Regions from separate parts of the Homo sapiens genome. Here region 1 is linked to region 2. A link is an interaction called in ENCODE POLR2A ChIA-PET data of the cell type or tissue named here. Cell type or tissue: GM12878. All regions are shown on one strand. Each heading gives the region's core, and the rest is flanking DNA. Links, peaks and the distances in the headings are about the cores only. Region 1 overlaps PHLPP2 (PH domain and leucine rich repeat protein phosphatase 2). Region 2 overlaps LOC124903714 (a long non-coding RNA gene).

Region 1 (12,330 bases), core at 4,219-9,218, 110 kb before region 2:
TGCAAGCTCTACCTCCCAGGTTGACGCCATTCTCCTGCCTCAGCCTTCCCAGTAGCTGGGACTATAGGTGCCCGCCACCAGGCCCAGCTAATTTTTTGTATTTTTAGTAGAGACAGGGTTTCACTGTGTTAGCCAGGATGGTCTCAATCTCCTGACCTTGTGATCTGCCCGCCTCAGCCTCCCAAAGTGCTGGGATTACAGGCGTGAGCCACCGCACCTGGCCTGTGACTCATTTCTTAATAAGTAAAAAGTGGTAAAAGTAAAGGTGACTTACAAAGCTTGGTTATAAAAGACACTGAGGCCTCTGTGCACGTGCATGCATGTGTGTATACGTGTGTCTCATCACTGGGGAAACTAGCCACTATGTTGTGAAGACGCCTAGGAAGCCCTATGGAAAGATCCACAGAAGAGGGAACTGAAGCCTCCTACCAGCAGCTGGTGAGGAACTGAGGCCATGTGAGTGAACCGTGTTGAAAGTGAATCTTCCAGGCCTACTCAGGCCTTCAGATGACTAAAATCTCATGAAACCCAAGCCAGGACCATCCCTCCAGCTAAACTGCTCCTAGATTTCTGGCCCACAAAAACTATATAATTATTAAGTATTAATCATTTTAAGTCCTAACTTTTGAGGCAATTTGTTACAGAGCCAACAGATAACTAATTCATCTATCTATCTATCTATCTATCTATCTATCTATCTATCTATCTATCTATATATCTATCTACCTACCTACCTACCTACTACCTACGTTTTGTTTTTGGTACCAGGTACATTATTACTTTTCAAAGATTATTAACTTTAAGTTTCATCCCAAACTTAATTTCCTCACTCAAACCATACTAGCTTTTCTATGTCAACAGAACTCACTTTTGGAAAGATCCCTCAAAATTTAAGTACTACAAACTGGTACTCTTTTAGACTCTACTGGAAATATCCTCTTAAGGGTATAGTACATTAAGATCCTGCATATGCTGTCATTTATCAGATGGTGGTAGGAAAAGTAGGGGCATCAGAGCCAACCACTGTGCAGTATAACTGCACGTAAAAGAAAGGTTCAACTTTCATTCTAGAAAAAAATATACACAGTAGCCCCCCTGCCACCTGTGGTCTTGCTTTCCAAGGTTTTAGTTATCTGCAGTCAATCATGGTCTGAAAATAGGAAGTAAAGTACAAGATATTTTGAGAGAGAGAACATTCACTAACTTTTATTACAGCATATTGCTATAATTATACTATTTTATAATTAAATATTGTTAATCTCTTACTTTGCCTAATTTATCAATTAAACTTTACCATAGGTATGTGTATACAGGAAAACACATAGTACATATAGAGTTCAGTACTATCTGCAATTTCAGTCATCCACTAAGGATCTTGGAACGCAATCCCAGTGGATAAGGGGGGACTACCATAATGAAGAACTAGGGTTCAACCACAATCAGATAAGAAGCATGTTACTGTTCCAAGTTTTTGTTTTTTTAACTATTATAGTGATAGATGGGTCGTGTTCCTCAAATTCATCTTAAAATATTTTTCTCAGAAGAGTCAAAAATCCTAGATTTAAACCCCACTAAATTCACCAATATACAAATTTGACAGGTATACTCATCAACGTCAAGTCATATATGATAATGATTACTTACTCTCAACATTTTTGAGCTATCCAGAAGTTCACAGACTTTACCAGGAGCTTGAAAAAATAATTTACTAAAGCATGATCCAGTCAAGATTCTGGCAAAGGTATAAAATAATGCTAGTAAGTTAGCAAAATACAAGTGCAAAATGAGCAAAAATAAAAAGAGAAGATATTTTTAAAGTGTTCCCTTACCCCTGACCTCTTGGCTTTTGTTGTTGTTTGGTTGGTGTTAACTACGTTAGTTAATTGGCTTAAAACTAGCTTTTGATAAAATACCTTTAAAAAGCTGACGGCAGATAAGAGGCACAAATGATCAACCTAAAAGTAGTTAACATACAAAGCCACTGATAAATTCTTACCACCATAAAATCGAATCATACAGCCGAGGTCAGGATTTGTAGCCTCCTCCTGTATGCGCACAGGATCATCAAATCCCAGCCTGGATAAGTAATCATAAACGATCTGAAGAGGTCGTTCAGTAGGTTCCAGTCTCCTGATTACACAATTCAAAAAAATATATATATTTGGTAAGTAATAAAAATGGTTCATTTAATTTTTTAGTATTTTTATTTGTATAAATTTCAGGGGTACAAGTGCTATTCTGTCACATGAATATACTGCTTAGTAGTGAAGTCTGGGCTTTTAGTGTAATCCTCACCTGAATCATGTATATTGTATTCATTAAGTAATTTCTCATCCTTCACTCCCACCCCACCCTCACACCCTTCTGCTTTTCCAATGTCTATTACCCCACACTCTATTATTTAGCTACCACTTGTAAGAGAGAACAGGTAGTATTTGACTTTCTGTTTCTGAGTTATTTCACTGAAGATAATGACTTCCAGGTCCATCCATGTTGCTACATTAAGACATGACTTCATTCCTTTTTCATGGCTGAGTAGTAACTCAACATACAAAATCTGCTCTTGATTTTTATTCCTAGGTCAAGTTTTTCTTTAATATTCTATGATACAACTAATCTAAACAAGTGTTTTTTTAACTTTTTGGTGTCAGGACCCCTTTATACTTTGGGGATCACAAAGAGCTTTTGTTTACATGTGTTATATCTATTGATATTTACCAAATTAGAAATTAAAATTGAGAATTTCCATTTATTAATTCACCTTAAAATAACTCCCTAAAGATCATTCTACTACATGGTCCTAATTGAAAGCTAAGGTAAAACCAGAATGTCCTGCAATCACTTGTGGCCTCTGGTGACACTGTATTTTAAATCACAGACTTAAAATACTGAAAAATATTTAAAAAAAAAACAAAAGTGATGAATGTGCATTTTGATAGAAGGGGCTATAATAGTCATAATAGCAAGACAGCTCTTTTATAATGCTTTTACCAGAAACCAAACAGTTATAAATACAGTGGCTAAACGTATAGGCTCCAACAGTCAACTGCCTGGGTTCAAGTCTTAGTCCTGCCACTTACCAACTGCATGCCCCAGTATATTTACTCTCACTGTTTTAAATCCTCATCAGTATCATGGGAATAGCAACAATACCTAACTCATAAGATGTTTAAATTTATTTATTTACTTTCAACAAGATACTATATAGTATGAAAAGTGCTTAGCAAAATATCTCACATGTAGTAAGTGTTCAGTAAGATACTGACAATTATTATTCTAAAAAATTTTAAGATTGGAATCAATTTTAGAATAAAAATAGAGTATTTCTCCCATCTCAAACAACAACCAAAAGCAAGCACAGGAAAGTCCGTATGTGTTCAAAAGGTCTGAAAGAACATTTAAAGAACCTGTTAAGAACCTGTTCAGAAAACTTAAGAATAGCCGGGCGCAGTGGCTCACGCCTGTAATCCCAGCACTTCAGGAGGCTGAGGCGGGCGGATCACGAGGTCAGGAGATGGCTAACATGGTGAAACTCCATCTCTGCTAAAAATACAAAAAAATTAGCCAGGCATGGTGGCGGGCACCTGCAGTCCCAGCTACTCGGGAGGCTGAGGCAGGAGAATGGCATGAACCTGGGAGAAGAGCTTGCAGTGAGCCGAGATGGTGCCACCGCACTCCAGCCTGGGCGACAGTGAGACTCTGTCTCAAAAAAAAAAAAAAAAAACTTAATAATTATAGTATTAATAACTATAAGAAACATGATGCATTTCCCATCATGACAAAAACATATGAATGATGTCTGCATTTTGTAGTTTAAGAACTAGAAAATGCTGTTGGCAACAAGCTGAACATAAACAACTACAAAGCTGAACATAAACAACTGTAACAAAATGATAATTTTGGAACAGAAATCATACTGATGTACAAAAAAGACAAAAATAAAACAACCACCTGGCCTCTCCTGACTGCTCAGTTCAGTATTTTAGCTTCCAGAAACTATCACATAAACTCAGAATGAACTGCTACATGGGGAATGATCAAAGAAAAAAAAGCCTGTAACGACCAATAAAGATTGAATTAAAGAGAAATGGGAAATAAACTTTTCAGATTATGTAGACATCAATTACAATTAATCCCTAGCCAAACAAAACCAAAATTTACAAAACTCATTGTCTATGACAATCTTAGGCATTTTCCCAGCACAATGGTGGGATTCTTCTGAGAGAAAGACACGTTTTAAGGGGGACTTTTAATAAACTGCATCCTGGAGAGAGGTCAACTAACCATATAATATGAATAAACTGATGGAGGATTAACTTCAAGACAAGGAGAGTAAGGATATAAAGAGACAGATCTTCAAATGTTCAGACGGATTGGACTTAACTCTGTACTGCTCCAAAGAATGGGACTCAGAACAATGAGAAGGTGCATAGGTAGATTTAAGCTAAACATGAGGAAGAATTTTAACCATTAGAGATGCTCAACCATGAAATGAACTGCCTCTCAGAACTGTTCAGAGAGACCTGGAGAGCCATCTGTCACAGACATTTTAGAAGAAACACCTGTAAGAACCAAACGGGGCCAGATGATCTTCAGGGCATTTCAGAAATCAAGGGTCTATGAGGTATCTAAGGCACCTTCCTAATATAATACAAATTCTACCTGACCCCTACAGTTCAGTGTATTTAAACACTATAATTCCATATAAGGACCACGTATTCAGGACCAACAAACAATTATACTTTCAGGCTAAATCTCGAGTGCTCAATTTTTCTATTTCTCTCTAGAAAACTGAAAGAAATGGAAGCATCCTAATTCTGACATATTTTACACAACCAAATTTCCTGGCCTAAAAAGGCTCTGTAGATTTTGGAAACCCTCCTTACACATGTCTTTTTTTTCTTTTTCTTTTTCTTTTTCTTTTTTTTGAGCCGAAGTCTCGCTCTGTTGCCCAGGCTGGAGTGCAGTGGTGCGATCTTGGTTCACTGCAACCCCTGCCACCCAGGTTCAAGCAATTCTTCTGCCTCAGCCTCCCGAGTAGCTGGGACTACAGGCCCACGCCACCATGCCCAGCTAATTTTTGTATTTTTAGTAGGGACAGGGTTTTATCATACTGGCCAGGCTGCTCTCAAACCCCTGACCTCATGATCTGCCCGCCTTGGCCTCCCAAAGTGCTGGGATTACAGGCATGAGCCACCACACCCAGACCTCCTTATACATATCTACCGTAAGAAAGTATTTTCTTTCTTCTAAGTAAACAAGTAATATTTCAAGAAGTACAAAAACAAGTAAAATGAAGGACTAATTCCATTTACTCATTAAACTCTTCTGCTGAAAAAAGTAGACAGTATTGGGGAGGGAAATGCTATAATGTGCTTACAGTTCAATTTTGTGTTTCAAAGTTCCAAAAGTTTAAGAATCTGGTAATTAGCTATTTGTTAAATCTCTCACCAATCAAAGGGAAATAATATACTGCAAAACAGGTGTGAGAGAAAGTAATACTGGCAACAAAAAGTTCTATTCAGCATTTGAACTATTTCTACTACTGCTTTAAGGAGACAATAGTTTTGGAGTAACAGTTTTGGTTTGCTTCAAATGCTTGTGAGACCTACTATAGTCCATGTAAATTTGAATATATATGCATATGGTAATTTCTCTCCAAACCAGCCAACGGACATAGCAATGCTGTTAACAGCAGATTATACCGCTTAGCCAAGAGTAGTATCATTCTGTATTAGTTATTCTAAGCAGTCCCTATAGTTAAGATATATGTAAGAAGAGTAAATTTCATTCCAAGTATCATTTCACAAGAGTTTTAGTTAATAGTGGGGTGGCCAAACTATACACTATTAAAATCAAACACATGGAATCAAAGACCCTAACAAAGTATAGTACCATGTTCTACATCAAATTCAGATTAAAACTCAATCCTTGACTGCCTATAAAGGTAAAATCTGCAAATGTTAAAATCAGTAATATAGATAATAATACAAATAGAAACAATAGGGATACTTCAACAAATGTTTATTTCATACCTGACACTATGCTGAAAATGTTTAATTATTACAAAACTATGTCTATTTTGCAAATAAGAAAAATGAGATTCAGAGTCACACAATTAGTACATAATGACATCAGGGTAGGAACCTGTGTCGGTTTCATAAAACCTAGGTTCTTTTCAGGAAAACCAAATTATTTTATATATAGTTAAAATAAATTAAGCAGAAGAGAGCTCAAACCACTTTATGTGTTAACTTATTCACACCAAGAAACCTAAAAAAGCTATGTTTTAAAATTACCATTATTTCATTAAGTCCAATATATCATGATTTAAAAGATACACCATTTTTTTTTTTTTTTTTTTTTTTTTTTGAGACGGAGTCTTGCTGTCGCCCAGGCTGGAGTGCAGTGGCGCAATCTCGGCTCACTGCAGGCTCCGCCCCCTGGGGTTCACGCCATTCTCCTGCCTCAGCCTCCCGAGTAGCTGGGACTACAGGCGCCCGCCACCTCGCCCGGCTAATTTTTTTGTATTTTTAGTAGAGACGGGGTTTCACCGTGTTAGCCAGGATGGTCTCGATCTCCTGACCTCGTGATCCGCCCGCCTCGGCCTCCCAAAGTGCTGGGATTACAGGAGTGAGCCACCGCGCCCGGCCAAGATACACCATTTTTTACGCACCACTGCTGAATAATAAAGAATACAGCTGGTCTTTGTCCCTGGTTCCTGTGAGGAGACTCTAATCCTTAGCATTTCCTGAATAATAGGAGTGTCTTTGTTATTCATGACCCCCTTGGATCACCCCCCAGTTTATGCTAAGAGATGAGAAGACTCAGGACAGCGGCTGGTCACCAGAAAAGACCAACCACCATGTGATTAGAGGGTTGGGGCTCTGAGCCACCCTGACCTGGGTGGGGAAGCACAGGGGGCTGGAGACTGAGTTGAATCATGAGGTCAAAGATTCAACCAATTATGCCTTCATAATGATTCCCCAATAAAAACATTGTACTGAACACCAGTGGAGTTTCCCAGCTGATGAACTGTTCGATATGGTAGGAGGGTGACAGGCCTTGATTCCACTGGGAGAGGGTACAAAGTTCTGTATTTGGGACTCTTCTAGACCTCACCCTATGTGTCTCTTCAGTTGGCTGGTGCTGATTTGCATCAAGCTAAAACTGTAATTGTAAGTATAGCACCTTCCTGAGTTCTGCCAAGTTCTTCCTTGCAGACAGTTGGTCAGAAGTGCAGCTGGAGTCTGAAGGGCAGTCTTGCTGGGGCCTTGCCCTTTAACTTGTGAATTCTGCACTAACTCTGGCAGTCAGTGTCAGATCTGTATTACAGCAAGCCAGCTGGTGTCAGAATAACCATTAAGAAAAATCGGCAGGGCACAGTGGCTCACCCCTGTAATACGAGCACTTTGGGAAGCAGCAGTGGGTGAATCACCAGGTCAAAGCCTTTCTTTAAGGTGTCCACGCCGCCCCTAATCCTGCTCGAAGCAGCCCTGAGAAACATCGCCCATTATCTCTCCATACCACCCCCAAACATTTTTGCCATCCCAATACTCCACCACTGTTTTGTTTTGTGTTTCTTATTAATATAAAAAGACAGGAATGTCAAGCCTCTGAGCCCAAGACTGCCTGTACACATCCAGATGGCCTGAGGCAACTGAAGAACCACAAGAGAAGTGAAAATGGCCGGCTCCTGCCTTAACTGATGACATTACCTTGTGAAATTCCTTCTCCTGGACAATGAGTCTCAGAAGCTCCTCCACTGAGCATCTTGTAACCCCCAACCCTGCCCGCAAGAGCAGGTTGACTGTAATTTTCCACTACCTACCCAAATCCTATAAAACTGCCCCACCCCATCTCCCTTTGCTGATTCCTTTTTCCGACTCAGCCCGCCTGCACCCATGTGATTAAAAAGCTTTATTGCTCACACAAAGCCTGTTTGGTGGTCTCTTCGCACGGATGTCCCTGACAAAGAGATCAAGACCATCCTGGCCAACATGGTGAAACCCCGTCTCTACTAAAAATACAAAAATTAGCTGCGCCTGGTGTTGCGCGCCTGTAGTCCCAGCTACTCGGGAGGCTGAGGCATGAGAATCACTTGAACCCAGGAAGCGGATGTTGCAGTGAGCTGAGATTGTGCCACTACACTCCAGCTTGGGCAACAGAATGAGACTCCATCTCAGAAACCAAAAAAAAGAAAAATCTAGCCAGATGCAGCAGCGTGCCCCTGTAGTCCCAGCTACTCAGGAGGCTGAGACAGGAGAATCACTTGAGCCCAGGAGGTCAAGGTTGTAGTGTGTTATGATAGGGCCTGTGAATAGCCACAGTACTCCAGCCTGGACAACATAGCATGATCCAATCTCTATTTTTTTAAAAAAAGAAAAATAAATTTTAAAAAATTCTGCCAATTAAACTATAACCTACCATCAACTCTAATATATATGCTGATTTCAGAAGTTTTAAAATGGATAAAAAATGTTTCAAAATAAAGAAAATTATTTACCTATATTCCAATTTTGTAACATATAATGCATTCTTTTAAAATTTTTAAATAGCACAAAAACATGTAGGAAAAAAAACTCCCTTTCCCCTATTCAGTGGTAATCAGTTCAGTATGTATCCTAAAACAGGATGTTTCATTCCACCTTTATAATTTCAAAATATGGCAAACAAAATTTTAGTGACTCAGCAAATGGGAATCAGAACTCAGCATCCCAAATCCCAAGGGTGCTATTTTCTGTTATACACACCCTATTGGTTCTAAACTAATTTTAAAAGATAGCTACTGACTATTTAGAAATCTTAGTTTCTCTTCTCATCTGGTTAATGAAAAAATAAAAATTAAAAAAAAAGAAAAACAGTTGGTTATTTCGATGACTAAGAATAAAAGTATATGACCATCAGCCAAAGGGCAATCCATTTTATCACAAATGATCTTAACAACTTTTCAGACAGGAGGCAATGATTACACTAAGCTTCACTAGTGAGTCATTTTTATCACTCGAAACAGTTCAATAGAAAAGACAAGCCAAATATTTTAATTGTAAGTAGCAGCAGATTGAGAGACAAGACCAATCTATCACCAGCCAGCTGCAGGAATGTGCATTCAACCTGAACCCTCTGAGTCTGTTTTCACTGAGGGAAATGGCCTCAGTGATTCCTAATGGGGAAGTTTCTGACTTTTGGGACAGGAAAATCCTTGGCTGTACAAGGTTGTCCCACACACATTTTTCTTTTTCTTTTTTTTCTGAGACAGGATCTCTCTGTCGCCCAGGCTGGAATGCAGTGGTGCAATCTTGGCTCACTGCAACCTCCGCCTCCCAGGCTCAAGCGATTCTCCTACCTCAGCGTCCCAAGAAGTGCGCGCACTGGAACCACAGGTGTGCACCACCATGCCTGTCTAATTTTTTATATTAATATTTTTGGTAGCGACGGGGCTTCACCATGTTGCCCAGGCTGATCTAGGACTCCTGAGCCCAAGCAATCCTTCTGCCTTGGCCTCCCAAAGTGCTAGGATTACAGACTTGAGCCACTGCACTTGGCACACACACATTTCAATAAGTCTCTCTGGACCTTGCCACCTAAATTCTGTAACTCTTCCCAGCAGTTATGACAACCAAAAAACCCTGTCCCCACACATATTTCCAAATGGCAAGGTGGGAGGGTTACAGGGTAGATTTAGTTTCACCACCAGATGATCTCTCTAAGGTTTCCTCAAGTGCTAAAATTCTATAAATTAGTAATTCTTGAGTTATAGTCAAGTGATAACTCATGGTTAAAAAAAACATAAAGTAGTAATGAATAACTCAGAGAAAACGTGGGGTAATTTTAATCCCAGTAATCCCATTTCCAGGACCTAGCCTAGGGAAATCAGCAATGTGACAATACATGGGCAATGGTTTAGTCAATGCAACACCAATTCTAAGACTTGCATGATTTCAGACAACTGAAATAGGTAATATTTATTGAGCACTTGTTAGGTGCCAGACATCAATCTAAGTACTTTATTGCTATCTGAAGTACAGCACATCTCTTAGGAGCTTAATTGAAATGTACATTCTCAGGCTCCACCTAAACCTACTGAATCAGAATCTGTACTTGAACAAGCCCCACAGGTGGACAGTTTAAGCAGCACTACAAATATTAATTCATTTAATCTTCATATCATTTATAATTTAATCCTCATGACAACTCAACAATGTAAATATTATCATCTTCCATTTTACAGATTACTACACTGAAGCACAGAGCATTATATATCCTGCATAGTAACTGTCGAAGCCAGGATTTGAACCCATACACTCTCATTCCAGAATCCAATCTCTAAACCATTGCTGCATATTATGTCTCAATTTATAGTATATCCATACAGAGGAATATTCTGTAACTATTAAAACTGGTGTCTAAAGAATTTCTAATGACACCATGAAATTAAGATGATCCAGCCGGGCACGGTGGCTCATGCCTGTAATCCCAGCACTTTGGGAGGCCGAGGCGGGCAGATCACCTGAGGTCAGGAATTTGAGACTAGGCTGCCCAATATGGAGAAACCCCGTCTCTACTAAAAATACAGAAAATTAGCCAAGTGTGGTGGCTCATGCCTGTAATCCCAGCAACTCAGGAGGCTGAGGCAGGAGAATCGCTTGAACCCAGGAGGCAGAGGTTGCAGTGAGCCGAGATCGCACCACTGCACTCCAGCCTGGGCAACAAGAGTGAAACTCCGTCTCAAAAAAAAAAAAAGGAATTAAGATGATCCACTAAGTAGACAGGAGACAGGATATAAAACTGAATATGATGTGAGCCCAAATACATAAATATTTAAAAGTATGTGGGATTGAAAAAAGATCTGGGTAAAAATAATGTTACTATGGGGAGGCAATACAGAAGACAGACGTAGTATAAGAATGCCAGGATTCAAACTCCAGCTCTACCACTTAGTAGCCGATTGCACTTAGATGAGATGCTTAACCCTGTGAAACTTTAATTTCCTCATTTATAAAATGGGGACAGCGTCTACCTCACAAGATGGTTGTGAGGATTAAATGAGGTAATTTACATAAAGCATAAGCATTGATTATCATTTCTCTTTATGCTTTTTCATTTTCCAAAATTTCTTCGGTGAACATACTTCAGTAATCAGCAAAAAGTTCCTTAAAAAGATAATGCCTTAGATTGTCAACTATCTGACAAAGGGCTTTTACGCAGAAAATACTCCCTTGATTAGATAATGTAAAACTGATCATAAACAAGTAACAGCTGAGTAACAGATCTAAAAACAATCTTGAAATAAGCATGATTAAATAGTGAAACTGAGGAAGTGTCACTGCTGCGCCAGTTCCTGTCACAGCTGGCCTTTACTCAGAAAGAAGTCCATCATCTACCTTGAATGATTCAGGCATTCCAACTGCAGGGCAGTACCTGCCTGTCCTTGAGCAGGTTACTGAATCTCTCTCAAGGCCTCAATCTTCCTCATCTAAAAGCAACGATACTACCTCCCTTGGAGTTATTGTGAGGATTTAATGAGAAAATGTGCATAAAGCACTAAGCATACCAACACATGAAAGCACTTAATGTTAGCTGAAATCTACCATCATCATCATCCTTAGCTGGATAAAAGTTATTGAGCTCCTACTCCAGCAATGAAAATATATTCATTCTTTGAAACCACAGTTCAATAGTGCTTTCATTATTTTCTAATCAATTATACCTTCAAAGGGCTATTTCATTATAAATGATGAAGGCTACAGGGCACATAAGTAAATAAACACATAAGTAAATAAACTATCACATTCGGATTCTTAACTAATTACACAACTACTAGTAGCAAGCCATTCCAGTGGGGTTTTCTTCGTATTTCTAATATCTTTGTATACATAAACATTACTATACAAATGAATACACCATATACTTAAATAAGTTAATCAATCACTACCAGATATAATATAGGTCAAGGCTTTCCACCTGATAAAATTAGATCAGAATCAGTGTTAAGACTTAGAAAAGCCTAAGGATCACCCAGTCTGATCCTTTCGTTTTACAAATGGATTTAGCAAATGTAGTAAACTGGTGAACAAGGAAAACATTCAAATGCTAATCTACTTTTTCAGGAATTAGTCCAAATCCTAAAAGGAACACATAGTAGATCTCAGTTTAGACTTTAAAAATGACATCAAATTTTAGCTCAGCTAAAGGTGTTACTATTATTACCACACTTTTAAGGTGTAAGTGGGAGCTTCCTTTTCACTTTCAACAGTATTAAATCCACAGCTTTGAATTCTGTTTCAAGACACTTTTTCAATGACAGGAAATGCAGAAAGGAGAAAAATC
Region 2 (12,330 bases), core at 2,346-7,345:
CGCCCGCCACCACACCTGGCTAGTTTTTTGTGTTTTTAGTAGAGACGAGGTTTCACATGTTAGCCAGGATGGTCTTGATCTCCTGACCTCGTGATCCGCCCGCCTTGGCCTCCCAAAGTACTGGGATTACAGGCGTGAGCCACCGCTCCCGGCCCCGGAAAGATCTTTTTTCCTACCATATCGAGTGCAGAGCGTTAAAGAGTTTTAAACATTAAAAACTAAACCCTTTCTCAGTACTTTTTAACTTACATTTCTCTTTATTTTGTTTTTGTTTTTGAGACAGAGTCTCTGTCGCCAGGCCGGAGTGCAGTGGCATGATCTCAGCTTGCTGCAACCTCCACCTCCCGAGTTCAAGTGGTTCTCCTGCCTCAGCCTCCCGAGTAGCTGGGACTACAGGCACGTGCCACTACATCCGGCTAATTTTTGTATTTTTAGTACAGACGGGGTTTCATCATGTTGGCCAGGCTGGTCTTGATCTCTTGACCTTATGATCTGCCCGCCTCAGCCTCCCAAAGTGCTGGGATTACAGACGTGAGCCACCGCGCCCAGGCCATTTATCTTTATTTATAATTACCAAACCCTTCTTCCATGCAACTAAAATTAAAAGCAGTTGCCCCAGCTGGGCACAGTGGCTCACACCTGTAATCCTAGCACTTCGGGGGGCCAAGGTGGGAGGATCACTTGATCCAAGGAGTTTGAGAACAGCCCAGGTAACATAGTGAGACCCTATCTTTCTTCCTTCCTTCCTTCCTCCCTTCCTCCCCCCTCCCCGCCCCTCTTTCTTTCTTTCTTTCTTTCACGGAGTTTCACTCTTGTTGCCCAGGCTGGAGTGCAATGGCACAATCTCGGCTCACTGCAGCCTCCACCTCCCGGGTTCAAGCAATTCTCCTGCCTCAGCCTCCTGAGTAGCTGGGATTACAGGCATGCGCCACCACGCCCAGCTAATTTTGTATATTTTAGTAGAGACAGGGTTTCTCCATGTTGGCCAGGCTGGTCTCGAACTCCTGGCTTCAGGTGATCCACCTGCCTCGGCCTCCCAAAGGGCTGAGATTACAGGCATGAGCCACCATGCCCGGCCTCCTCATCTTTTAAATAAATGAATAAAATAAATAAATAAAAGCAATTGCCCCAATATGTAGCATAGTCACATTATCTTGGAATCTTTGGTTTCCATGGCTAGTGATTTAAGTTTAGAAAGGCTTACTCCCCATCTTCTCAAACATAATCCCTAATTCCAGATAAATAAATTACAGCACATCTATAAAAGGTAATACTATGCTACCAATAAAATGAAAACCTTATTATTATAGTATGGCAGACTTTAAAAGGAAATATTATAAAACAATGTTATAAAATGAGCTTGCAAAGTGTATATTGAGCCACCTCAGGCTCCTGAGTAGCTGGGACTACAGGTGCATACCACCATGCCCGCCTAATTTTTTTAAAAATTTTTTGTAGAGACACGGTTTTGCCATGTTACCCAAGCTGGTCTGGAACTCATGGGCTCATGCGATCCTCCCACTTTGCCCTCCCAAAGTGCTGGAATTACAGGCGTGAGGCACTGCCATTGGCCAAAGATTATTATTTTTATGGGTTTGTTTACTACTGATAACTTACATGCATAGAAAAAAATTGAAGGACAAAACTAAAATTTAAAAATGGCTTTTTTGGGCCGGGCGCAGTGGCTCACACCTGTAATCCCAGCACTTTGGGAGGCCAAGGCAGGCAGATCATGAGGTCAGGAGATCAAGACCATCCTGGCTAACATGGTGCAACCCCGTCTCTACTAAAAATACAAAAAATTAGCCGGGTGTGGTGGTGGGCGCCTGTAGTCCCAGCTACTCGGGAGGCTGAGGCACGAGAATGGTGTGAACCCAGGAGGCGGAGCTTGCAGTGAGCAGAGATTGCACCACTGCACTCCAGCCTGGGGGACAGAGCGAGACTCCGTCTTAAACAAAACAAACAACAACAAAAAAATGGCTTTTTTGGATGATGGGATTACAGATAATTTTTACTTTATTATATTATATTATATTTTGTTTTTGCAACGAGCACACCATTCTTTTAGTTAAAAAGAAAATTCTTATAAGAAAATGCAGTTTTATGGATTTTTGTTTTTATTTTATTTATTTATTATTTTGAGACAGAGTCTTGCTCTGTTGCCCAGGCTGGAGTACAGTGGCGTGATCTCAGCTCACTGCAACCTCTGCCTGCCAGGTTCAAGAGATTGTCATGCCTCAGCCTCTCGAGTAGCTGGGATTACAGGTGCCTGCCACCACACTCAGCTAATTTGTGTATTTTTAGTAGAGATGGGGTTTCACCATGTTGGCCAGGCTGGTCTGGAACTCCTGACCTCAGGTGATCTGCCCACCTTCACCTCCTAAAGTGCTGGTATTACCGTGCCTGGCCAATTTTTGTTTTTAAAACAACAATATCCTGAAAGTGTTAAACAAACTTAGTAAGAGATAATAACTAGGAAAAAAATTTTGGTTTTTTTTTTTTTGAGACAAGGTGTTGCTCTGTTGCCCAGGCTGGGGTGCAGTGGCACAATCACAGCTCACTGCAGCCTCGACTTCCCGAGCTCAAGTGATCCTCCCACCTCAGCCGGGACTACAGGTGCATACCACCATACCCAGCTAATTTTTTTTTTTTTTTTGTAGAGACGGGGTTTTGCTATGTTAGCCAAGCTGGTCTGGAATTCTTGGGCTCAAGTGATCCTCCCACCTCACCCTCCCCAAGTGCTGGAATTACAGGCATGAGCCACTGTGCTTGGCCAAAGATTATTATTTTTATGGTTTTGTTTACTACCGAGGACTGCTTCAATTTAACAATGAATAGGCCGGGCACGGTGGCTCACACCTGTAATCCCAACATGATTACTTTGGGAGGCTGAGGCAGGCAGATCACCTGAGGTCAGGAGTTCAAAACCAGCCTTCCCAACATGGCAAAACCCCATCTCTACTAAAAATACAAAAATTAGCCAGGCATGGTGGCGTACACCTGTAATCCCAGCTACTCGGGAGGCTGAGGCAGGAAAATCACTTGAAAATCACAGAAGTCGCAGTTAGCCAAGATCGCGCCACTGCACTCCAGCCTGGGCGATAGAGCAAGACTCCATCTCGAAAATAAATAAGTAAATAATAATAATAACAACAATTTAACAAAGAACAACAACAAAAAATAAAACTGAAGAAACATTGGCTAGCAGACAGACCACTTAGATGCCAGTCTTGGCTAGGTTTAATTCATTTTTTGCCCAGAGCAAGGTGTTAAACATCTCTGAGCCTGTTTACTCAGCTTTCCAATATTTATTTGTCTTGCCTGTTCCAAAATGGATTTAGAGTGGCTTGTTATGCAAAAGGGATCAGCTACATGAAAGCACTTTGAAAAGCCTGAAGCATCATAAGAATGTAAATACTGAAATTTTTGTGCCGCCTCATCATTCAACTAAAGCATTTACTGACTGCCCTTTATAAGTAACAGTAGTACAGTGTGTCTTACATTTACAAAAGTATTTTCAGGCTGGGCGCAGTGGCTCATGCCTGTAATCCCAGCACTTTGGGAGGCCAAGGTGGGTGGATCACTTGAGGTCAGGAGTTCGAGACCAGCCTGGCCAACATGGTGAAACCTTGTCTCTACTAAAAACACAAAAATTAGCCGGGCATGGTGGCACGCACCAGTAATCCCAGCTACTCAGGAGGCTGAGGCAGGAGAATTGCTTGAACCCATGAGACAGAGGTTGCAGTGAGCCAAGATCGCGCCACTGCATTCCATCCTAGGTGACAAAGTGAGATGCTGTCTCAAAAAAAAAAAAATTAATTAGTTGGACATCATGGCATGTGCCTGTAGTCCCAGCTACTCAGAAGGCTAAGGCAGGATTTTTTGACACCAGAAAGGTAAGGCTGCAGTGAGCAATGATTGCACCACTGCACTCCAGTCTGAGTGGCAGAATAGGACTCTGTCTCAAAAAATATATTAAAAAAAGAAAGAGTGAGAGAGAGAGAGAAACAAAAGGAGGAGGGGAGGGGAGGAGAGGCTCAGAGAGATTAAATGATCGGTCACACTTTCATACAGTAGAGGCCAGACTCAAATGTAGTCCTTCCATCTCTGGATTTGTCTTCTAGCCCATATAGTAATCATTCAAACAGGCTACCTGATTATTTCCCCTATGCCACACTGTCCTGGGTGCACCAGAATCTGTAATAGACATAACAAAAGAGACTGCCCCTATCCTTCAGATAATTACAATCTCATTGAGGAAAACGAGATTTTTTAAAAATCCAAAAATATAAAATAAGCCAGTGATATCATTCAGCAGATAAGTCCTAGTTCAGAAAGAGAAGAAAACGGAGAGGTCGCTGAAGTTCTAGTTCAGAAGGAGCAGAAGAAGGAGAGGTTGCTGGGAGCTAGAGCAGTGAAAGATGGCTTTTGGAATACATAGTATCTGGTGGAATCTGGGGTACTAGAGGGGAACTGTCTTGTTTGGGCTTAGGATGCAGTGAGTTTCTTTCTTTCTTTTTTTTTTTTTTTTTTTTTGGAGACAAAAAAAAAAGGGTCTCGCTATGTTGCCCAGGCTGGAGTGCAGTGACACAATCTCGGCTGACTGCAACCTCCACCTCCTGGATTCAAGTGATTCTCCTGCCTCAGCCTCCTGAGTAGCTAGGACTACAGGGGTATGCCACTGCACCCAGCTAATTTTTGTATTTTTAGTAGAGATGGGGTTTCATCATGTTGGCCAGGCTGGTCTCGAACTCCTGACCTCGTGATCCTCCCACCTCAGCCTCCCAAAGTGCTAGGATTACAGACTTGAGCCACCTCATCCGGCACAGTGAGTTTCTTAAATGATTCGGTCAGTATCAGCAGCTGAAGCCCATGTGACCTTTAGAGCAGATGGGGAAAGCTCTCTCTGAAGAAATGCAGTTAGCATCTTTCACAAAGAACCCTTCCTGCCTCTCCACGTGCCAGAGATCTCAGCCGAGAAAGGAGAGTGAAGAGGGGCACAGCCGTGTAAGAAATACAATGACGTGAGTCAAAGAGGCGGCTCCACTGGCCTGTTTTGTTATCCTTTGAGTCACACGAATCTATAAATAAGACTGAAAGACAGAGAGAAATTAGTCTGTCTGCTGTTTCTGTAATGTTTTCACAAAAAGCATTTTCACAATTCTTTTAAAGCACAGTCCCTAATCACGATGTATGCTGGCCTGAGACAAGAGTTTAGGAATTCATCTTTAACTTATGACAAAAGCCAGAAAGGATGTAAAAATTAAAATTCCAACAGCCAACTCCATACACTCTTTGACCTCTTACCAAGAGCATTAGGAATTCTGCTATATGTAGAAGAGTAAAGACCAAAGCCCGGAGGACATTAGCTTCTGCCAACCTTCTTCTTTGTTTCAGAATTTTTTTTTTTTAAAGAGGCAGCCCTAGGCCGGGCGCGGTGGCTCGTGTCTGTAATCCAGCACTTTGGGAAGCCAAGGCAGGTGGATCACCTGAGGTCAGGAGTTCAAGACCAGCCTGGCCCACATGGCGAAACCCTGTCTCTTCTAAAAATACAAAAATTAGCCAGGCGTGGTTGCAGGCACCGGTAATCCCAGCTACTTGGGAGGCTGAGCCAGGATAATCACCTGAAACCGGGAGGTGGAGGTTGCAGTGAGCCGAGACTGTACCACTGCACTCCAGCCTGGGCAATAGAGTGAGACTCCATCTCAAAAAAAAAAAAAAAAAAAAAAAGAGGCAGCCCAAAGTGCCACCTGAGATGCTTTATGTTACAATATTTTCTTTTTCTTAGAGTAGTTTTTCTTGACTTGTAAATTATTCTGTATTATTTTGGCACTTTTGGAGGGAAAAACTTTACCAGGTATGAGACTGCAATCAACTTAAATTCCAAATTGAGGAAATGGTGCCATTCTCCTGTTAGGAATGACAAAATTAAGGTCACTAGAAGAGAATGCACCATCTAGAAACAAAGCAGGATTTCTGACCCATTGTTTTCTACTCAAGTAATTTTATTTCCTTAATATGGACACCATTAAGCCAGGAGCAGTGGCTCATACATGTAGTACCAGCTACTCAGGAGGATGAGGCAGGAAAAACCCTTGAGCCCAGGAGTTTGAGACCAGCTAGGACAGCATAGTGAAACCTCATCTCGAAAATATGTATAAATGTGGGCACCGTCATTTGTCTAGAAAAATCTATAGTAAATTGTTTTGTTTTCCTTTCATTGCAAAGTCTCATACTTGTTCTTCCAAAATCAGTTCTATGAGTTGCTTTAAAATTAGCCTGGGACGTCCAAGAAGTGTTAAGACATCTGCAGTAACTGGGGCAGCCAGTCCCTGGAGGCCAACTCAGGGAACAACAAACTCCTTCGCCAAGCCGTCCACACATGCCAGCTGATGGTCTAGGACCCAAGTATGTGCCAAGAGTGAGGTGTCTTACTTCTAAGGAGAGGCAAGCAGTTTGCTATGCAAGCGGGTCGCTGGCCCTGGACCTAAAGATCTTCTCTCTAACTCCATATTCTTTAAATAAACTTGTCTTTTATGAGGAGTGGAAAATCTTAGAATGAAGCATTCAAAATGAAACTGATTTTTTTTTTTTTTTTTTTTTTTTTTTGAGATGGAGTCTCGCTCTGGCACACAGGCTGGAGTGCAGTGTTGCAATCTCGGCTCACTGCAACCTCTGCCTCCCGGGTTCAAGCTATTCTCCTGTCTCAGCCTCCTGAGTAGCTGGGATTACAGGCGCGTGCCACCACGCCTGGCTAATTTTTTTGTATTTTTAGTAGAGACAGGGTTTCACCATGTTGGTCAGGCTGGTCTCCAACTCCTGTCCTCCTGATCCGCCCGCCATGGCCTCCCAAAATGCTGGGATTACAGGCGTGAGCCACCGCGCCCGGCCCCAAACCGGGTTTTTAAAGAGTCATTGGTTTATAGGTATCACCTTCTCATATGCAAAAGGAGGAATGTAAACTCCCCCGGATATGTAAAAGAGAATTCTGAACCAAAAATTTTGCATAACCAATAATTACATCTAAAAATTAATTTGGCTTTTGGGTATGAGCCTAAAACGAAACTTAAAAATAAAGTATATTGAAAAGAAAAATGGGGCCGGGCGCGGTGGCTCATACCCCTAATCCCAGCACTTTGGGAGGCCAAGGCGGGTGGATCACAAGGTCAGGAGATCAACACCATCCTGGCTAACACGGTGAAACCCCGTCTCCACTAAAAATGCAAAAAAAAAATTAGCCGGGCGTGGTGGCGGGTGCCTGTAGTCCCAGCTACTCGGGAGGCTGAGGCAGGAGAATGGTGTGAACCCGGGAGGCGGAACTTGCAGTGAGCGGAGATCGCGCACCATTGCACTCCAGCCTGGGGTACAGAGGGAGACTCCGTCTCAAAAAAAAAAAGAAAAAGAAAAAGGAAAAATGGGCCAGGTGTGGTGGCTCATGCCAATAATCCTAACACTTCGGGAGGCTGAGGTGGGAGGATTGCTTGAGTCCAGGAGTTCAAGACCAGCCTGGGCAACATGGCGAAACCCTGTCTCTACAAAAAATACTAAAGAAGCCAGGCGTGGTGGCTTATGCCTGTAATCCCAGCACTTTGGGAGGCTGAGGTGGGCAGATCACCTGAGGTCAGGAGTTCGAGACCAGCCTGGCCAACATGGTGAAACCCTGTCTCTACTAAAAATACAAAAATTAGCCAGGCGTGGTGGTGCATGCCTGTAATCCCAGTTACTCGGGAGGCTGAGGCAGGAGAATCGGTTGAACTCGGGAGGCAGAGGCTGCAGTGAGCAGAGATCGTGCCATTACACTCCAGCCTGGGCAACAAGAGTGAAACTCCGTCTCAAAAAAAAAAAAAAAAAAGTCCAGATGCAGTGGCTCACGCCTGTAATCCATCACTTTGGGAGGCTGAGGAGGGCAGATCACGAGGTCAGAAGATTGAGACCATCCTGGCTAACACGGTGAAACCCCGTCTCTACTAAAAATACAAAAAATTAGCCAGGCGTGTTGGCATGCACCTGTAGTCCCAGCTACTTGGGAGGCTGAGGCAGGAGAATCTCCTGAATCTGGGAGTCAGAAGTTGCAGTGAGCCGAGATAGTGCCACTGCACTCCAGCCTGGGCGACAGAGCGAGATTCCATCTCGAAAGGAAGAAAGAAAGACAGAGAGAGAGAGAGAGAGAGAGAGAGAGAGAGAGAGAGAGGAAGGAAGGAAAGAAGGAAGGAAGGGAGGGAGGGAGGAAATTAACCAGGTGTGTTGATGCCTGCCTGTAGTCCCAGCTACTCAGGAGGCTGAGATGGGAGGATCACCTGAGCTGGGGGAGGTAAAGACTGCAGTGAGCAGTGATCAAGCCACTGTACTCCAGCCTGGGCGACAGAGTAAGACCCTGTCTCAAAAAATAAAAAATAAAAACAAACAAAAGCTAGTTACGCAAGAAACCAAAAAATAATAATATTTTGGCCTTCTTTTCTAGCCTCTCCAGTCTCACAGAATCACTAACATTTAGTCCACTAGAAGATAAGAAATAATGGAAACTAATATTTGTTGCGCACATACTAAGTGCTAAAGAAATTTATATATATTATTTATTTTTTCTTTTCTTTTTTTCTTGAAAGGGAGTTTCACTTCATTGCCCAGACGGGAATGCAATGTCATAATCATGGCTCACTGCAGCTTCAACCTCCTGGGATCAAGCCATCCTCCCACGTTAGCCTCCGAAGTAGCTAGGAATACAGGCGTGCACCACCATGCCCAGCTATTTTTGTTTTTTAATTCTTTTATAGAGATGGGGTCTCACCATGTTGCCCAGGCTGGTCATGAACTCCTGGACTCAAGCAATTATCTCTCCTTGACCTCCCAAAGTGCTGGGATTATAGGCGTGAGAAACAGTACTTGGACAAAATAAATAGTCTTATAACAACTCAAATATCTTCAATGAGGCCAGGTGTGGTGGCTCACACCTGTAATCCCAGCAATTTGAGAAGCCAATGTGGGAGGGTCACTTGAAGCCAAGAGTTCAGACCAGCCTGGCCAACATGGCGAAACCACGTTTCTACTAAAAATACAAAAAATACCCGGGGGTTGTGGCACACAACTGTAATCCCAGCTACTTGGGAGGCTGAGGTAGGAGAATCGCTTGAACCTGGGAGGTGGATGTTGCAGTGAGCTGAGATCACGCCACTGCACTCCAGCCTGGGCAACAGAGCAAGACTCCATCTCAAAAAAAAAAAAAAAAAAAAAAAAAAAAAAATATATATATATATATATATATATATATATATATATATATATATCTTCAGTGAATACTAAACAACTCCAACTTCTACCAGCATTCTCTATAATTACCAGGAACCAATGAAGGAAGGAAATCATTCTTCCAGTCATCATTCTGAAAGAAAAAAGATCACTGGTGGGAAGTAGAGGAGGGCAGATATCTGAAGTCAGGAGTTCCAGACCAGCCTGGCCAACATGGTGAAACCCCGTCTCCACTAAAAATACAAAAATTAACTGGGCATGGTGTCGCGCACCTGTAATCCCAGCTACTCGGGAGGCAGAGGTTGCAGTAAGCCAAGACTGTGCCACTGCACTCCAGCCTGGGCAACAGAGCAAGACCCTGCCTCAAAAAAAAAAAAAGAAAAGAAAAGAAAAAAGATCACTGGGAAGTAATTGGTTTGTGTTACAAATGCATATTTCGCACATAGTAGGCCTTCAATAAATATCTCTTAAAATGAATAGAAATTTAGTTACCCATTATCACAGTCGAGCTTCCTTCCTGTTTGGGGTGAAGTTTTTTTGTTTTTTGTTTTTTTTTTGAGATGGAGTCTGCCTCTGTCCCCAGGCTGGAGTGCAGTGCTGCCACCTTGGCTCACTGCAAGCTCCGCCTCCCAGGTTCATGCCATTCTCCTGCCTCAGCCTCCCGAGTAGCTGGGACTACAGGCACCCGCCACCATGCCCGGCTAATTTTGTTTTTGTATTTTTAGTAGAGACGGGGTTTCACTGTGTTAGCCAGGATGGTCTCAATCTCCTGTCCTCGAGATCCGCCCGCCTCAGCCTCCCAAAGTGCTGGGATTACAGGCGTGAGCCACCGCGCCTGGCCTGTTTGGGGTGAAGTTTTTTTTTTAGTGCTTTCTAACAATTAGCCTTAGAGTGACCATAGGTCTTGCTGCTTCTGTCATGTATGGCCTCATATAAGAACCCAGGAAATGTTTTGTCTTTGAACCTGGAGATGCTATTTGTGAAAGATGTTTGTTTAATAAAATCAGAGGAGGCGGCCGGGCGCAGTGGCTCACACCTGTAATCCTAGCACTTTGGGAGGCTGAGGCAGGCGGATCACCTGAGGTCGGGAGTTCAAGACCAGTCTGACCAACATGGAGAAACCCCGTCTCTACTAAAAATACAAAATTAGCCGGGCATGGTGGCACATGCCTGTAATCCCAGCTACTCGAGACGCTGAGGCAGGAGAATCGCTTGAACCCAGGAGGCAGAGGTTGCAGTGAGCCGAGATTGCGCCATTGCACTCCAGCCTGGGCAACAAGAGCAAAACTCCATCTCAAAAAAAAAAAAAAAAAAAAATCAGAAGGCACCTTCTCCAATAAATAAACAGAGAGGGGAAAAGGAGTAATGGGAAAAAAAGGAAGTGTTGAAGATTAAAAGACTTCAGATACATATCAACCAAATACAATATGTGGATCTTTTTGGATCTTGATTTCACAAAATAACTGCAAAATTCATTTTTGACAGTTGGATAAATTTAATATATAGATGAATATTATATGATATTAAGGACTTCTTTTATTTATATTTTATTTTATTTATTTATTTATTTTGAGATGGAGTCTCACTCTTGTCACCCAGGCTGGGATGCAATGGTGTGATCTCGGCTCACTGCTACCTCCGCCTTCCGGGTTCAAGCAATTCTCCTGCCTCAGCCTCCTGAGTAGCTGGGATTACAGGCGCGCACCACCACGCCCAGCTAATTTCTGTATTTTTAGTAGAAACAGGGTTCCACCATGTTGGACAGGTTGGTCTTGAACTCCTGACTTCATGATCCACCCGCCTCAGCCTCCCAAAGTGCTGGGATTACAGGTGTGAGCCACCGTGCCTGGCCAGGACTTATTTTCATTATAATGAGAATAATGACATTGTTTTATGTTAAACAAAGGATATGTGTTAGAGATATGTAATGAAGTATTTACAGTTGCAATTATATAATTTCTCACATTTGCTTAAATTCTTCCTCTGCTTTCTCCCCCAGAAAAGTTAAGAAGAGTCCGGGCGCGGTGGCTCACGCATGTAATCCCAGCACTTTGGGAGGCTAAGGCGGGTGGATCACGAGGTCAGGAGATCGAGATCATCCTGGTTAACACAGTGAAACCCTGTCTCTACTAAAAATACAAAAATTAGCCAGGCGTGGTGGTAGGTGCCTGTAGTCCTAGCTACTCGGGAGGCTGAGGCAGGAGAATAGTGTGAACCCGGGAGGTGGAGCTTGCAGTGAACCGAGATGGCACCACTGCACTCCAGCCTGGGTGACAGGGCGAAACTCCAACTCAAGAAAAAAAAAGGAAAAGAAAAGAAAAGTTGAGAAGAGATAGATGAAATAAGAGCAGCAGAATATTGATAACTATTGAAACTGAATGATAGGTACATGGGAGTTCATATGTAATACTAATTTTATAAAGGCAGTATCTAAAATTTTCCTTAATAAAGTTTTCTTTGTTTTATTTTTAAATCAGAGGACTCGACTTTCGAGAATAGAAGCTGAGCAATATACAAGGTGTGGTTGAGACAAATAATTTCAACAAGAAAATCAGACTTGGATTATGTCTGAAATATAAAGTCTCAGAAAAAGAGCTTCAGGCTCAGAAATGCCTAGCAAGTAATGAGGAAAATTTTGAAGTAAAAACAAACAAACAAACAAAAAAAGCCTAGCAAAGTAATCAAAGAAGTTCTCTTTATGCTGAAGGAAGAAAAAGTGAAGAAAATTAGTGCCTACAGCTCTTTAGTTTTTATTTATTTGACCTCTTCAGATTTATGTATACATATTTTGTGAGGTTTTCTTTTTTATTGAGAAAAGGTCTTGCTCTGTCACGAGGGCTGGAGTGCAGTGATGCGATCGTGGCTCACTGCAACCTTGACCCCTTGGGTTCAAGATCCTCCCACCTCAGACCCCAGAATAGCTGGGACCACAGGAACACACCATCACGTCCAGCTAATTTATTTTTATATTTTGTAGAAATGAAGTTTCCCCATGTCGCCAAGGCTGGTCTCAAACTCTTGGGCTCAAATGATTCTCTTGCCTTGGCATCGCAAAATGCTGAGATTATAGGTGTGAGCCCCCATACC

Evidence for each region. ChIA-PET counts read pairs that join two places held together with the same protein. Peaks named below come from ENCODE experiments on the same cell type or tissue, not always from the same donor. Only the 100,000 strongest peaks of a DNase experiment are listed, where the experiment ranks them.
Region 1: POLR2A ChIA-PET joins it to region 2 with 5 read pairs; 3 of 35 experiments call an interaction of 5 or more read pairs at or near these places.

Annotation. Positions count from the first base shown.
Region 1 is chr16:71,700,602-71,712,931 of GRCh38, forward strand. PHLPP2 (PH domain and leucine rich repeat protein phosphatase 2) reads right to left here. Exons shown (of 19, transcript NM_015020.3): 3 at 1,997-2,130. Among named protein-coding and RNA genes, the nearest start is that of SNORA70D, 8.1 kb to the left of the region's middle. RefSeq lists enhancers at 353-412, 7,280-7,908. In GM12878, for the core only: no CTCF peak of the experiment used is centred there; no DNase peak of the experiment used is centred there.
Region 2 is chr16:71,811,808-71,824,137 of GRCh38, forward strand. It overlaps LOC124903714 (a long non-coding RNA gene), which reads left to right. Exons shown (of 2, transcript XR_007065110.1): 2 at 6,255-6,551. Among named protein-coding and RNA genes, the nearest start is that of AP1G1, 9.1 kb to the left of the region's middle. RefSeq lists an enhancer at 6,491-6,540. In GM12878, for the core only: no CTCF peak of the experiment used is centred there; DNase peaks (open chromatin) are centred at 4,974 and 6,424; H3K4me3 peaks cover 1,957 bases; H3K27ac peaks cover 3,362 bases.